2 separate regions of the Homo sapiens genome follow, and region 1 is linked to region 2. A link is a loop called in an ENCODE intact Hi-C map of the cell type or tissue named here. Cell type or tissue: heart right ventricle. All regions are shown on one strand. Each heading gives the region's core, and the rest is flanking DNA. Links, peaks and the distances in the headings are about the cores only.

Region 1 (8,712 bases), core at 294-8,293, 320 kb after region 2:
AGATCAGTGACCCCAGAGGCAAGTCAGCTTCTCCAGCTCCTAACTGGAAATCCTGGGGAGGCATCTGATTGGTCTGACTTAGACCCCGTGTCTACTCCCAGACTAATCACGGTCTAGGGCAATGGAGGATTCTGATTGGCCAGACCTGGATCAAGTGATCCTGTGGCCAGGGTGGGAGTGAGATTTGCTTCAGAGAAGCAGATGAGGATGCTTGCTGGGCAAACATACACAGTGACTACAGTCCATAATGGATGCTATTATATTAGTGAGGGTCATTTAGGAACATCATCCCCCATGCTAAGGAAGGGCCGTATACCTATCCTCAGTACAGCAGAAAGGTAAAGAGCTCAAGCCATGGAGAATATTAGGCATCACGACTAGCAGTGTGAATTTGGACGAGACTTTCACCTTTCAAAGCTTTCGTTTCCCCATTTACAAATTGAACTATTACATGGCTGATGCAAAGGTGAAAGATGAGAATGTTTATAAATTGTTTCCCACTGTGTCTTGTACCTTACAAGCATCAAAAAATAAATTCCTAACAATAGCAGTAATAAAAATGACTATGAATATTGCCTACAACCTGTTTTCTTTGCTGTCTGTCCCATGGGACACCAGGAGGCAGATCTCTATGGCTTTCATTCATTCTTTCAAGCCCCATCTGAGCACTTCTGTATGCAGCCAAACCCCAGAGTGTAGCTGGGTGTTGGTTTTCACATGGTTAGTACCTGGGCCAGAACCAGAGTGAGGCCAGTGAGGGGCCTACAGTATAAAATTTCAGGAGGCTTCACTCTCAAGGCCGTGTAAGTGCAGTTCCAAGCACTTGCTGGCCTCACCCTAGTTCCAGCCTAGCCTACTGGGTTAGAATCATTTGGGGCTCTCGTTAAAAGTACATTCTTGGGTGAAATCCAGATCTAGGAAATCTGAATGTTCATAGGTGGGCCTGGGACTTTGAGAAGGTCTCATTCCCAGGGATTCTTCTGTTGTCCATGCTGGGCTGGCGACTAGCTTTTAAGGACAGGGCTGTCCAGTGTACTAATGCAGTGGTTTTCAAAGCACGTCTACAAAGTAAGAGGATTTCTGCAGAAACGCCTCTGGGTACCATGGCAGGGAGTGCTTAGGGGGCAAGTGAGAGGCACCCTGCACTGACCACTTCAACTGTGTTTAAACTTCATATATACTACACTTTCACTGAAATAAGATGTCACTTGATAAAACAGTTCCATTGATTTAAAAGAAAGTTTGAAAACTTCTGGGCTAGAAGCGTTAGAGAACTTGAGGTGCCTTTTTTTTTTTTTAAATGAGATGGAGTCTTGCTCTGTTGCCCAGGCTGGAGTGCAGTGGCTTGATCACAGTTCACTACAATCTCTGCTTCCTGGGTTCAAGCAATTCTCCTGCCTCAGCCTCCTGAGTAGCTGGGATTGCAGGTGTGTGCCACCACACCCAGCTAATTTTTGTATTTTTAGTAGAGATGGGGTTTCACCATGTTGGCCAGGATGGTCTCCATCTCCTGACCTCGTGATCCACCCACCTCAGCCTCCCAAAGTGTTGGGATTACAGGCGTGAGCCACCACATCCAGCCGAGAGGCTCTTTAATATGCAAATGGCTGGCCTCTTCAAGCTGTTCCCTCACTCACCTGGACTCTCCTCTTCACTCTCACCTTTCTTTCTCTCCTTTACCCCTGGATAAACCCTGACTGGGATCTGGAGGGCTGCCCCTGCCCAGAAAGAACAAGGTGGAAGGAGAGGGGTAGCTGAGCCTCATGGCATCCATGCCAGCCCCCATGTGGCTAGAGCCAGATCCCCGCACGCTACCCTGCAGGACTGACCCCTGAGGCTGCCAGAGCTCAGCCTCCCCACTGCTGGCCTCACTCAAAGTTCTTTTCTGGGCTGGGTTGGGAGTTAGGGCAGGGAGAAATCTCAATTTGTTGCACCTTTACCTTCCCCTCCCACCCCAGAAAATCTAGGTCTGCCTGTTCCCATGGGGAGTTCTGCTTCCACCAACGCACTGAGTACAACAGGAGGACAAATTCTGGGGACCGGGGGGGTTCCATTCTGGGTCTGATGGGGCCCAATTCAGCCAGGGTCCTCCTGCGGGTCCCCTCTCCTCTGACTTAAAAAGCCAGGATGCTAACTCAACTTCACCATTCCACAATGTATACATATCATGTTGTACATGATAAATATATATAATTTTATCAATTTAAAAAAAATTAAGCTCAGGTTTATATGTGATTTTATAAATACACATAGTTGTCTCATATAATTAGAAAATTATCCAATTTTTTTGAATAAAAATATATTAAGATATGTTATTTCAATGCTTCTAGACTGTGACTAGGAAAATCATATATTCTTTCAAGCACACCATTCCTGATTTCAATGCTGCTTAATTGAAGCAGCATTAATGGAGAACTTAATTTCATTTCCACAACTCAGTTTAGCTGCCTTGGAGATAAATATCTAAGGGTTTTATGATGGAGGTTAGAGTTATTGTTGTGTTGTTTTGTTTTCTAGAAAATTAATGCCCAAAAAAGCAAAGAATCGCAGAGAAATGGCCCCTTCATGAATGATCAATGAGGAATGGATCAGGAGTTCCAGGCTGTCACAGGGATCCAGGCTGCAAACTCCAAAAAAGGAAACATCAGCTTTAGAAGTGCTCAGAAGCCACCCCGTAACCCCTGCCGGCCACAGCTTCTAACACTTAGATGGAATCCTTTTAGATACTAAAACAAAAATAGATTATATCTCAGAAAGAGACACGAAAATGATTTGACACTATGTGTATAATCTAATTCAAACCATAGACCCCCTAATCGACATTTAATTGATGCAATAATGTTTGTTCATGACGGTAAATAAACAAAATATATAAACAGAAACATCTTCTTTGATGTTTAATGACTGCTTAGCAGCTATTTGGGTCAGAGCTACTGAGTCCTAATAAACAAATGCTTAATAATCAATTGAAATGCATTTCTCTGGTTATTGCCTTATTAAATCAGATCCAACTTCAGCTGAGGAATATTCCTTCCAACAGGAAGAAAATGGTTGGAAATGAAAAAGGTTGTGATGGCAAGTCCCTGTGTACCCTGCAAGTGAAATGGACGAGTTTCTCTCTCCATCCCTGCAATCACCTGGAGCCCATGAGAAAGCCACACTCCAGCCTGCAGGTACCCTGGGTCTTGTTGTGCTAAAACAAAGTGTCTCCTTTTCAGGTTTGACTGTCATTATAAATCCCCTTCTATTACCTCCCCTATGGGGTAATCCATGTAAACAAAACAACCCATGTAAAAAAAAGCAGTGTCTGACATGTTCCATAAATCCTCAAAAAGATGGTTATTTGCTACTGTCATTATTATTGTTATAACATTATTATTGTTATAACATTATTATTATAATCCTAACTTGCCACTGCTTTCTGAGCATGCGTGAAACTCTGGTCACCTGAGTTTTTGTTTGTTTTTCATAAAAGCCAGCCTTGTTTTTCAGTGCCCGAGTCAAGCCACATCCTGCTGTCCCAAACAGCAGCTCCATCAGCTCCAAGCCATGTCCGGGAAGGGCCACCACTGGCCATGGCCAAGTCTGCAGTCCGGGCCACCTCCAGCTGGAACTCTGAGCTCTTGCTCCTCAGGTGTCTGGAAGTTCACGCCAGCCTTTTCTGTGTCACCTCCAGTCCTCATGCTTCCAGGAAGTGAGCCTTGTGTTTGGGGCCCTGGAATGGACATCCAGGCTCTGTTTCTCACTCCTAAAGATTCCCCAGAGCCCAGCTCCTGGTGGCTGAGCCCATCAGTAACTCCACGAAGTCCCTTCCTACAGCTGCTCAGCCACTAGCCCCCTGGCAAGCCCCTCACTTCTCTTTCTGCTCCCCTCCTGCTCTTCTCCCCACTCCACTCCTCTCTAACGCAAGCCCCAGTGACTGGGATCTCTCTACCCAGGGTGAGCAGGAAACCCAGAAGTTGGCTGCCCAGCTACAGAGATAAGGAAGAGGTGCGTGTGGAACATTTAAGGGAAAGAATAATCACCAGGGCGACCAGAGGCCCACTGAAGAGACTGGGCAGGTGCTTGACGGTCCCAGGGAGCCATCGTGTGGCCAGTCTACATAATGACAAAAGGGTCCCTCTCCAGTGACCATCCGGTCTGGGCTCCTAAAGTCCCTATCCAGGACCCTTCTTTAGACCTCAGAAGTCCCACGGTTCACCTTCTTGGAAGGATGGGAAGAGAGGGAGAACAGAGAGGAGAGACTGACAGTAGAGGCCAGAGCAAGGAGAAGGAAAGGGTGCCCAGGGCAGTCTGTGAGGCTTCTTAGACAAAAGCTGTTCAGACAAGACCAAGAGCTCCTGAAAGAAAGGGGGTCAAGGGAAGAAAAGTCCCAGAGGAACAGAAAAAGCACAGCTACAAGGATGGAAACCCAGGCAGCCTCCACTGGAAAGCTGGATTTCCAACACCTCAGTGCAGGGAACTGGAAAAGAGGGACAGAATCAGATTCGGGAGTAGGGTCAGAGAGTTCCTCCTCCTCCTTCCCTTCCCCTCCCTCCTTCCCTTCCTTCCCTTCCCCTCTTCCTCCCCCTGCCCCTCCTCCTCCTCCCCTTTTCCTCCTCCCTTTCCCCTCCTCCCGTTTTCTATCCTCCCACTCTTCCTCCCCCTCCTCTCCCTCCCCTCCCCCTTCCTCCTCCCCTTCCTCCTCCCCTTTCCCTCCTCCTCTCCTCTCTATCCTCCTCCTCCCCCCTCCTTCCTCCCCTCTCCCTCCTCCCTCTCCTCCTCTTCCTGCTCCCTCCAATGCACCCTCCTCCCTCGCTCTTCCTCCCCCTTCTTCCTCCTGCTCCACTGCCCATCCTCCTTTTTCCTGCACCAACCAGACACAGGCTAAGACAGTACAATTGGTGGGACCCTGAGAAGCCATAAAAATCAAAAGTGCATCCCCCATGGCCCCTCCAGCTCTGGAGAGTTATCCCTGTCATCCTGCCAGGTTTGTGCAACCTCATTTTACAGAGCAGGCACCTGATGTGTTAGTTTTATTCCAAGTGTATGTGCTGACTTTGGAGAGATTGTTATTAAACACTCGGGCTTGGGAATCAGGCTGCCTACATTTGTGTCTTCAATCTACCTGGCTGTGTGAACTTGGACAGGCTGCTCAACTTCTCTGAGCCACCATTTCCAGAACTGTAAAATTAAGATATAATTGTACCCGGCCCCCCAGGTTGACATGAGGGTAAAATGTGATAAGACACATAGTGCTAGATATTTTCAGATGCAAGAGCTAATTCTGTTCCCCAAACATCCCAGGGCATCATGAGTACTAACATACCCCATTTTACAGATGAGAAGCTGAGAGAGGCTGAAATGATTGGGCAGAGGTTATACTGACAGTGGCTCAAGCCTAGGCTTGTCCAATTCCAAATTTGCATAAGAATTCATTGACCATGTCCCCCTACTTTGTGCAAGCTCTTCCCTCTGCCTACAATGCCCCTTTCTTTTGACTCAGCCAGAGAAACTATCAGACCCAGGCCAGAGGTCTCCTGCTCTGTGAGGGCTTTCTCTACCCCTCCAGACCCAGCAAAGCTCCCAGGAGACCAGCCCAGATCTTCATTAGCATGTGGATCACGTGACAGGATCATCACCTGTCCACCTGCCTGGCTCCCACTAGGTGGAAGCTCCTGGGGGCCAGGGCTGAGGCTATTTCCCTGCAGCTGTGTCCAGCTTGGAGCATTGAGTGGCATGGTGCGAGCAGGGAGGAAGGAAGAGGAGAGAGGAAGAAGGGGAAGAGAAAGGAAAGAGACAAGAAAAGAGGAGGGAGGACAGGAGGGAGAGCACAGGGGAAGCAGGGATGCAAATGAGGAAAACAGGAAGGAAGGGAGGTGGGAGAGAAGGAAGAGGGGGAAAGGAGGAAGGGAGAGAATAGGAGAGAGGGAAAGGAAGAGAAGAGGAGAGAAGGAAAGGAAGGGGAGGAGGGGGAGTGCAGAAATGAACAAAAAAGGAAGGACCGAAGGGAAAAAGGACAGAGGGCAAAAAGGAAGGAAGAGAGGGAGAGAAAGGGGGAAGGAAGGAAGGGAGGGAGGGAGGGAGGGAGGGAGGAAAGGAAAAAAGGAATGGAAATAGGGAGGGGGAAAATGGGAGGAAACGAGGGAAGGAAGAAAGGAAAAAAAGGGAAAGAGGGAAAGAGGGAGGGAGGGAGGGAGGGAGACAGTGCCCTACTTCTCACAGTTACCTTAGTGGGGGGTCTCTCTTCCTGGCAGAGGAAGCAGGCGTGGGTACCTCAGTACCAGCCACCTGGCCTTCTCCCAACACTTCCTTTCGACCAACTCTCTCCTGCCCCCAAGGCTAGTGCCAGCGCCTGACTCTGATTCTCTCCGAGTCGGCATTTTTCTTCCCATGCTGGGGCACAGGCGCAGGCTCCGGGAGTTAACACACCTGCCACTCCTGTGCTGACACACAGCTTTTAAGAAAACGGGGAGACAGGAAGCGAGCCTAGACGCTGCTGGGGTGGGAACAGACCCTGGAGGCTCCCCCAGCTGGGGAGGGGGCTGCCGGGGTGGAACCGGCCCTGGAGGCTCCCCCAGCTGAGGAGGGGGCTGCTGGGGTGCGAACATACCCTGGAGGCTCCCGCAGCTGGGGAGGGGGCTGCTGGGGTGGGAACAGGCCCTGGAGCCTCCCCCAGCTGGGGAGGGGGCTGCTGGGGTGGGAACGGGCCCTGGAGGCTCCCCAAGCTGGGGAGGGGGACTTCTGGGTTGTTCTAACAGAGGACTCTGTGGGGGGGACTCCTCCCACTGGCCCCTCTACCCATGCCCCCACCTCACCCTCCTCCTCCCGCACATTGAACCGGGTGAAAAAATGTCTCCCCCACTGCAGGCGGGGCACTGGCTGGAACGCGCAGGAAGGAAGCCTCCAGCCCCCTCACCTGTACAAGATGTCAGGGCAGCCCTTCCTCTCATCACCTGCGAACAAGATGTCCAGAAACACTGCCAAGAAACAGCCACCAAAGTTCAGCAGCCCCAGAGCAATTTGACAAAATAAAATGCCCCTTTTCAGAACATCATATTAGCCTGCTGGCCCCTCAGTGGATCACTTATATGGGTCTTGTTTCTGCTAAAACACACTTGGTGTCACATCTTCCTTGAAGAGATGAGGGAGAGCTTAGTTCCAGAAGCTTTGGGGAAAGAAAAAGAGAAGGCACAAGTCCCCAACCAGCACCCCAAAGCCTGACCCTCACACCCCAGCCCAAACCACCAGGCACAAAGGTAACAAGAAACAATACTAGTATTCACCCGAGTGTTTAGCCACACCATGCGCTATTGAGCTAAGCATTTAAATCACCTCATCCTCTCAAAATTCCAGCAGGAAGCTGTTAGTTAGGGAGGACAATTTAGAGAAGTGAGTAACGTGCCCAAGGTCACACAGAGAGTAGGTGATGACTCAGGAGGTAAATCCAGCCCAGGCCTTCATTCTGAGTCTTCTTGCCTTTTTCTCTTTCCCTTTGGAAAAAAGTCCATTGGTGGGAATGCCAAAGTCGAGGGACAAGGGTTTGGCAGTAATTACGAAGGCTGTGGAGGAACTAGGTAAAAAGGAAACCAATTATCTCACATTAGGAAGAGAAAGGCAATTCCTGGCTGGAAGAGCTTTTCCTTTAGGGGTAGCCGATCCCCTCCCCAGTCCAGCCTGGCCAAAACTGGCAGCCCCATGACTCTCTGCCACCCTGGGCCTGATTGAAAGTAAGGGGTGGGCACAAAGCTAGCAAATAATTGTTTTTAGAACCCATGAAGTCAGGATGCATCATGAAATCAGAGCAGAGTGGAACCCACAGACTGGGAGTCAGGAGAGGCAGGCTTGGGGTGCCACATTCCAAAGGAAGCTGGGGTCAGGAGGTTGTAACACCCAAGCGAGTTGTCTTCCCGCTCTGCCCCAAGACTAGCATCCCAAGAATGAATGGCAGCCTTTGAGTTTCTGCAAGATCCGTAGCAGTGGGCCCCCAGGATGGGCAACTCTTTGTCCCTGGGACATGGAATCCTCAGCTGCTTTGGGCTGAGAGACAGATAGTGTCATTTAAATTGCACACACATTGCCTTGAAAGAGGTGTCATATGGACCCTGGAACAGAAGTAAATTGTATTTCACATATCATCTGTGATCTGTTAGTAATGACTGCCCGGAACAGGAAATATAAAGGGTCCAGGGAGCTGCCCCTGAGCTCCATAAGAACTTGCACAGAGATCAGTTAGTGATGTCTGCCAAGGATGAAGTAGAAGGGCTCACGTTTGCCATCCCTGCCCTCATCTGCTCTTGCGCATCATATCAGAAGGACGGAAGGAAAGAGATGTTTTGAAGAGACCGAGTAAGAGGTTATCTAAAGGCCAGCCACATCCACCCAGTGGTTGAAGGGTGACTTGTATGAGTCCCTGTGTCACAGTGTCACTGGCTTACCCAATAATAAATTCCTCTGCTGCTTAGTCAGAATCCATTTTTCCATTTTTCCCTGCCTGAAGCTAAATAAGAACTCTAACTTGCACACTTCTTCCTTCCTTCAGTCCTTCAAGACTTCATTAATACAAGGCTGTTGTACATAGGAGACTTATTAAACGTTTATGGGTAGGAAAACAATTATAGAACAAAGAACAACTTCAAATTTAATGCTGGACACGATACTTCCTAGGAGTATATTGGTCATTCCTGCCACAGGGAATTTCTCATTGTCCCCTCTTTCCATGAGCCATGACTG
Region 2 (8,712 bases), core at 397-8,396:
ATGGATGGCCCCAGAGAACTATGATTAAAGGACCCACAGCCATGGATGAGTCAACAGGACAAGTCAGTGCAATGCAGAAAGTATTTCTCAAACACTGTGTCTGTACATTCTTCTCTTAAATCACGTGTCCTTGCAGCCTTCTGCTCCAAGGTAGAAATGTATCACTCCAGGGTAAATATTAAACTTGAGAATTGTTTGGGGGAAACAAAGAAAATGTTCTATATTCTTTTATTTTGTAATTTTTGTAATTTTTAATGTTTGTGGGTTCACATCAGGTGTATATATTTATGGGGTACATGAGATGTTCTGATACAGGCATGCAATATGTAATAATCACATCATTAAGAATGGGACATCCATCCCCTCAAGTATCCTGTGTGTTACAATCCAATCACACTCTGTTATTTTTAAATGTACAATTATCATTGACTATAGTTCTATATTCCTTTAACATATCAAGAAACAAATATGGAGAAATCAAATATAGAGCTCTCTCTATATATATACTGAGAAGTTGAGAAGTATTGAGAAGACTCCTGTCCTGGATAGCTTGCATTAACCTCCCAATTTCAGTGGAGACTGTCCACTGTCTCCAGTTTGCTGGGTATTCCCCAGGGGACTAACACATATGGCGTCCATCAACCAGTGTATGAACCAGAGTGTCCATGGTTTCTGGTTGGGTTCAGCCAATGAGAGGACAGGAAGAGATCAGAAGATAGAAGAGTGAAGTTGAATATTTGTTTCCTCAGCTCCCTCATGGCCAGGGTGCCCCTAAGTTGGTTGTGTTCTTCCACTACTAGTCATAGCTCGAGTCAAACCTCCCTATTCGTACAGTTATCCTATCTACTTCTAGTGGCTGGTCCCTCCCCTTGACCCTTTAGACCCGGGGTGGTAACAGCTCCTCATTGGATACTTCAGAATACTGCACTATCTCTTGTTATTTCCTTAAATCCACACCATACTTTTGGAACTAGTCCCTTTGTTAAGTCTCTTCAAAGTTCTCTTATTCTGTTTGAAAGTACCATCTCCTTTCTCCAGGGATCTGGAGAAAAAAATTAAATATATTTTTCGTAATAACCCAGCTAGACCATAAAGCATGTTGCCCTAAGGTAGTACCATAACAATTTAGGGGAAATTTTTGAAAATCCTTTTGGTTACAATTTGTGAGGAAAAGGGTAATCAGAAAGATATTTCCCATTTCAATTCTCCTGCCTCCAATTCTGGGTGGGGGTGAGGGTCTGGGAGGTGGCCACATCAAAATAAACCTGATAGCACTACTATGCTCAGGCAGACATTCGATAAATGGTATTGGTCAGATTATCAACTATGCTAGTCCCTCATTTATATTTGCATTTTTATCTATTATCTCATTTAATCTTTACACTGAAGGTCTTATTAAAATCTCCATTTTACATATGATGGAATACAATCTCAGAAGCAAGAAAATGCACCTAAAATTCACAGCAAACAAATGGCAGAGACAAGACTTTAACCCCCGTCTCTCTAATTACCAAGCCTGGACACATTTATTGCCCTATAAATAGCAGATTCTCTAACTAAGATTAATGTATTAGTCAGCATGGGGTACTGTAAATACTACAGGCTGGATGGCTTAAGCAACAGAAATGTATTGCTCACATTGCTAGATGCTAGAAGTCCAGTATCAACATGGCAGCAATGTGGGTTGCATTCTGAGACCTATTTTCTTTTCTTTTCTTTTTTTAGATTTTAAAATTCAAATTTATTAAATTCAACAAAAGTGAGGAACCAACCCAAATGTCCAACAATGATAGACTGGATTAAGAAAATGTGGCACGTATACACCATGGAATACTATGCAGCCATAAAAAATGATGAGTTCTGAGACCTCTTTTCTTGACAAGTAGACAGCCACCCTCTCTCTCTGTGCTCCCATGATCTCTTCTGTTGTGCATGCTCTGCATGGGAGCTGGAAGGGGGATGACAGGGTGGAAAGCTCTCTCTTTTATCTCTTCTTAAAAGGACACTAATCCTATTGAATCAGGGCCCCATTCTTATGACCTCATTTAACTTTCGTTATTTCATTAAGTCCCTATCTCCAAATATAGTTACACTGAGTTAGGGCTTCAACATATGAATTTTGAAGAGATACAAACATGTCCATAAGATAACATAATTATGCAGACTTTCAACAACCAGGCATAACCAGGATGACTTGTTTTTAGAAGCCCAAAAGTCACATTTGCTATAAGAAATTTTCAACTCAAATTTAAGTCTTGAGCTGCTTTTAAAACATTGGCAAGAAAACCAGTATTTTCATCTTGGGGCTTCCCCCTATTCTTTTCCTTAATTTTTCAAACCCCAAATGCTCAAGCAGTACAAAGCAGACCACAACTGAATGAAGATTCTCTTGGCATGAGGTTGGTCTGTGATTCTGATTGCTTTTCATTGCCTCTAGGTGATACTGTTGAAAGCTGGATGAGCTTCCACAGTCTAGGGGTGTTAAAGTTCCACTCCATGGCAGTGAATCATAGGTCCAGAGAAAGGCCTGGAAACCATGCACATCACTGAAGAAAAGGAAATTGTCAGCTTTCTTCTGACTTTCTGCTAAAGTCACCAAAACTCAACCTCAGAACGTGTCTGAACTTTGTATTGCTCCTAGAAAGGAAAAAAGATGTGGTTAAAGAAAGGACGGAATTAAAACCAAATCAGCAAAAAAAAAAAAAAAAAAAAATCTGAAACACCTGTGTTTTAGAAAGCAAACCTCAGGGGCACAGTTTTTATCTCGAATAGACCTGTTCTAAAATCCAAAAATGAGAATGACCTGGTCACAGATTCATTAAGAAAAGAATATAAAAGAGCACCTTGTTCTTGAAGCAGAAGCATTGTAAATGTGTGGGTCAAATCTAACTTATAAGCCCAAAGACTCTTGGTCCTCTTCCCATTCAGTAACTGAAGCATGTCTTGATTAATAAATCAAATTCTCTCTCTCTCTCTCCTTCTCAAGCATGCACGCACACACACACACATTTCACTAGAAAGAATAAATAGAACTACAAGGTCTTCACTAAGAGATTAATTTATCCAAAAATGCCAGTCTCTCTTCCAACGCTCTATTACAAAATTACACATAGACAAAGCATACTTGAGAGTCCACAAGTCAGTGAAGATCAAGAGGCTGAGGTAAAATGTCTAAGTGACAATGCACCTTCCCGTGTTTGAGGTTCTGGGGGCTACCCAGAAGGCCTTGTCTTGTCTTTTACAAGCTCCCAGGTGAGTGGGGCTGACAGCCATGGCCACACAAATCCAAGCACATTGCAACTGATGACTTTAAAGAACAGAGTGGTCCCGGGGCCCAGAGGCAGAAGTTTCTACCTCCCTAGCAGCCACTGAGAAAGTCTCAAGGCCATATAGTTAAGATAGGCCTTCAAGGATGAATAATAGTTCCTCTTTCAGGGAAAATCTCTTTCATTTCATTGCTTTGGAAATTTTTTGAAATAAGCACATGCACATGCCCACATACACACACACACAAACTAAACGCTTACGAAAGTTTATGAAGCTCATAAAGGTAAAGGTCCTACTCTTTGCTAATTAGCCAACCTTTTATGGCACTGAAACCAGATAAAAATATCTCCCAGAAGTCTTTATAAAGAATACAAGGTATGCTATAATAAACACCACTTAATAGTATCATTAAAATGGACTTAACTATAACTTAATAGATCTGTTTCTTATCAGAACCTCAATATATTCTATCAAAGGACCATTCCATGGAAGCAGATCTAAAGGGAACCAGCACAATGTCCAAGTACTCAGCTCTCTATTTCCCTTTTTTTTTTTTTTTTAATTTGGAATACTTGGAAGAAGAGGTAGATTACAGGTCCTTGAAGCAAGCAATCCTCCTTGAATGTTATCTCTCTCCAGAGGCATTGTAAAAGAGACTGAGGGGTCATGATCCCTCGATTATAATCATTGGCAAATGCTTGTGATGAAATAATCCAGTGTTGTACTTTAAGAATGGCTCCAAATGCCACAGGACAGTCACACTCAGGATAATGTTAACTTCCTCTTGTGGAAATCAAGGAAGCAAGATGAGAAGTGACCTCCAATGGAGAGGGGGAATAGTCAGGAATCTGTCCTAACAGCCCCGATGAAGGTAATGAGTTCAATATGATAGGGAAAAGCAAATAGAAAAGAAACACACACACACAGAGACCACCCAGGTTCCCCTTCTTGGAATAAAACATCCTCTACTACTTTTGCTCAACTGATAGCAAGGAACTCATCAAGCCCCTGAACAGTCCAAAGTCCATCTATTTAATAAACATTCTGTAGGCACCTGCTAAGCACCATAAGAGATGCCAGTTAGGGTTAGAGGCATGTAAAGTCCAAGTTATGCTCTTGAAAAATGCAAGTACCTTATGATATCACAAACACCTCTAAGGCTTTCCTGTTTTTGCAGTTCCATGGTTAAGCATGGGCCAGAGCAAAGAAACCTGCACATCTGGATAGAATTCCTAACATTTTCCATGGAGGTCACAGACTCATCCCCAGATTCCTAGACATTTCCAAGGAGGTGCTATAGATCCTGTGCACTTTAAATAATACAATGTCATCACAAGGAAGACACATAAAGGATTATGAGGTCAAGGGAAAACATTTCCATCTGCTTCCCCAGTCCCAAACCTTATGCTGATAGAGCCTCTCTCAAATTTATCATCTGTGCTGGTCAATGTCCACCGATCCTATTAAACAATAGGGCTGGGTAGAGTGATGTGCCAGCCTCATTAATAAATCTAATGAGGCACCAAGATATTGCAGGGGTGCAGTAGGTTATAGGTGGTGCCTGTCCCTGGGGTATAACTTTATGTTCTTGCTCTGCACGGAAGTAATGTATTTATTCCAAGTTAATTTTTTTTCCTAAAGTAGGTTTGTTGTGCTCCTTGGGTGCTATCTTAAATTGACAAATTTCAGGCTGCTGGGGCTTGTCATCTGAAGGAGGAAAAATTTGAGAAGTCAGTAATCAATCCGTATTGTGTAAAGATTAACATGCCTGCCCCTCAGGTTAACCAGACCTAAATGCAAATTGGATTGAAATGGTCAGAAAGTGTTCCTAATCATGCATGCTATGATTATGAATCCTGTTTATTTATCACCCTTTGAATCACCAAACACCAGGCAACTGGAAGAGACAGAGGTCAACAAACCCAAGATGAACTATTATCCCAGCTAGGTGGCAGGAAACTGATTAACTGAAGCAAGACCAGATAGCTGCAAGTCCAGGAAAAAAAAAAAATACAAGTATTTTCTCCACCAGAGGGCCTCTGAGCTGTAGCCTTGTCCTGGTCCAGGGGATGGATCAGCTGTGCATGGACAAATCCAAGGGGGAATGTCAAGGGCATGGGTGAGTTATGTAAGTAGAACTCAGACTGGCCATTCTCAAATATCAGGCTACAAATTTATTTCAAGGACTTTGGGGAAAAGAGCTCCTGAAAGCAGATACGTGGAGATTGATGGATCTCCATGGGAATGGATGGGAACTGGGAAGCACAGCTTAGCTTAGTCACCTCGCTGGATCACTTGCAGAACTCTGTATCTCTCCAGCTGCCATGTTTGTCTGGGTGTGCAGGCATTTTAACATCAGTGTGGGTGTATGAAGTTAATATGAGTGTGGGAGTGATGACATGTGTGATGTAGGTATGCACACATGTATGTCTGAGTGGCTATATGGTTTGTATTAATTATTTATGAGCTAGCAACGCCTAACTTCAGAGGAGGCAGTGTTTTAAAACTTAACCTAAGTCAATGGTTTGTGCCTTCAGACATATTTCTCAAAGAAATAATGCTCCACCAAGCACCCAATTTTCTCAGACATTCATCACTTACCTGAGGGGCATAGTGTGGAATCACATTGTTGGTGGACCCAATTATCATACAATTAGAACAGAATTTAACTAATATGGCATCAAGGATTTAATGCCATGCTAAGTGGTTTAGACTACACTATGTGGGTCAGTGGTTCCCAGACTTTTATTTCAAGTACAGGATTTTTTTTTTTAATTGAGGGAATAGCATTTAGTGACCAACTTTTTATTTTGCCTAGTAAGGACTTTAACAGAAAAACAGCAGGAGCAGAGACAGGAAACAAGGTAGTCCCATTATTTCATTAAGGAGAGGACATTTTTAGCACCAAAAAAATTAGAAAAAAACGTGAATTTTAGGAAGTAAAAAAGAAGGTTGGGGATGGAAACCATTCTAATAACTTAATAGATTTACCTAAAAGAAAATCTTACCATAAAAATTAAATTCTACTTTTTCAGCCTTTCTCGCTGTAAACCTGTGAAAACTGCTTCATGACTAAGTGTTTTATTGCTCAGACACAGGTTTGGGAAACTAATGGCTTCAGGGAACCCAAAGCAGCTCCATAGGTCTGAATTGGTGTTTTGTGGTTGCGGCCAGATATAGTCAAAGTTCCAAGACTGAGAAAATAGGCAGAGAGCTTCCTTTCACAAACCTTTACCTTGTGGCCAATAGGGATCCACAGAACAGCCTTGATCTGAGCCATGAAAGGGCCACAGTAACATTTTAGAAAGAACGTCTGGGCTACAGGGTGGGAAAAAGATTGGAAGTAGTGCTCCTGTTATTAGGGTTGTGTAATAAATCACCTCAAAATTCAGTGGCATAAAACAGCCATTCATTGTGCTCTCAGATTCTGTAGGTCAGAGTCCAAGTGGGACAGCAAGGATGGCTTGATTCTGCTGCACCATCCCTGGGGTCTCAGGCTTGAAGGCTGGAGGCTGGGACCATTCAAACGCTCACTCACACAGGGGCAGTTGATGCTCGCTGTCGACTGGGGAGATCTCAGCCCCTCTCCTGTCGTCCCTCCAAACAGGCTCATTTAAGCTTCCCGGCAGCACTGTGGCTGGTTTCCAAGGACAAGTGTGTAGGCAGAGAAAAGGAGCTGTATCCTTTTGATGACCCAGCCGTGGAAGCCACAGGATATCATTTTTCTCCATTATCTGCTTGTTGGAGCTTTAATCAACCCTTGTCCAAATTAGGGAAAAAGCAACACAAACCCCACCTCTAAGTAGGAAGACTGCTGATTAGATTGTAAGGGACAGAGAGGGAGATGGGGAGTGCGTGGAGGGGGAGGGAGAAAGGGAGGGGGAGGGGGAGGGGGGGGAGAGAGAGAGAGAGAGAGAGAGAGAGAGAGAGAGAGAGAGAGAGAGCGCGCGCGCAAGCGGCCATCTTTGGAATAATGCAATCTACCACGACCCATATGGGAATAGAAATAGGAAAGTCATTCTCTCCCTCTCTTTTTTTTTTCTCTCTCTCTCTCCACTAGACAGAGAAAGATAGTTAATTTTATGCATTAACTTGACTGGGCCACAGGGTGCCCAGATAATTTGGTTAAACATTATTTCTGGGAATGTCTGTGAGGATATTTCTGGATGAGAATCAGTATTCTGAGTAAAGCAAGTTGCCCTCTCCAATGTGGGTGGGCCTCATCCAATCCATTAGAGGCCCAAATAGCACAAAAACAAACAGAGTAAGGGATAATTCACTCTCTCCACTCAACTGTTTATGAGCCAAATATCAGTCTTCTGCAGCACTTAGACTGGAACTCATACCATCAGCTCACCTGGTTCTAAGGCCTTTGGACGTGGACTGGAGCTTTCACCATCAGTTCTGCTGATTGCCAGGCCTTCAGACTCAGACTAGAACTACACATCAGCTAACCTGGGTTTTCACCTTGCAGATGGCAGACCATGAGATTTCTCAGCCTCCATAATTGCATAAGCCAATTCCTTATTGTCAATCTCATTACAGGCTGGGTGTGGTGGCTTATGACTGTAATTCCAACACTTTGGGAGGCCAAGGCAGGAGGATTGCTTAAGCCCACTGGGCAACATAATGAGATCTATCACTCTGCCACATAGTGAGACCTCATCTCTATGAAAAAATTTAAAAATTAGCCAGGCATGGTGGTGCACTACTCAGGAGGCTGAGACAGGAGGGTCGCTTGAGCCTGGAAGGTCAAGGCTGCAGTAGGCCAAGATCAGGCCACTGAACTCCAGCCTGAGTGACAGAGTGAGACCGTTTCAGAAAACAAAACAAACAAACAAACAAACAAACAAAAAATATATATATAGAACCTCTTGGTTCTATTTCTCTGGAGAGCACTGACTAATACAGATTTATATATGTGTATATACCTGTGTGTGTACATATATACACACAAATACACACATACACATGTGTATATAAGTATAAAATAAACACATACACCACGACATCATAACTTTGCATTCAATTTCGGTGGGTTCATTCAACTCCTGGAATTTTATGAACTCCAAGAAGGGCATATGTTCCCACATGTGTCTCATCATAACCTCATATGGCTGGTTTTCATCTTCAGTTGCTCCAGTTGCGCTATAGTAGAATAAGCACTGGATTAAGAGTCGAAACACCAATGTCAAATCCCAGATCATCTGTTTCCCCGTTACTGGTATCGCATGTGTCATGTAACCTCCCCAGGTTTTAGTTTGTCAGTACAATGGATATCACAGTATTTGTTTCATCGAATAGTGGTCTCTGCTTATTAACTTATTTTCTCTTCTGGCCTCATTTCTCCTTCATCCCTTCTTTCTGTACTCAGGAAGTATTTTGCAGCTGGTCCCACCCTATCCCCCTCTGCCCACTCCTGTTCTCTCTGCTGCAGACCTCATT

What was found. A loop is a pair of places that touch in the nucleus more often than their neighbours do. Peaks named below come from ENCODE experiments on the same cell type or tissue, not always from the same donor. Only the 100,000 strongest peaks of a DNase experiment are listed, where the experiment ranks them.
Region 1: it touches region 2 in a loop (8-fold over the local background); 11 of 110 quality-filtered maps call a loop at or near these places.

The regions. Positions count from the first base shown.
Region 1 is chr20:39,107,615-39,116,326 of GRCh38, reverse strand. No RefSeq gene overlaps it. Among named protein-coding and RNA genes, the nearest start is that of LINC01734, 110 kb to the left of the region's middle. RefSeq lists enhancers at 3,616-4,117, 6,142-7,136, 7,614-8,712. In heart right ventricle, for the core only: a CTCF peak has its summit at 4,089 (motif pointing left); a DNase peak (open chromatin) is centred at 4,060; H3K27me3 peaks cover 2,771 bases.
Region 2 is chr20:39,426,520-39,435,231 of GRCh38, reverse strand. No RefSeq gene overlaps it. Among named protein-coding and RNA genes, the nearest start is that of LINC01734, 210 kb to the right of the region's middle. In heart right ventricle, for the core only: a CTCF peak has its summit at 5,285 (motif pointing right); no DNase peak of the experiment used is centred there.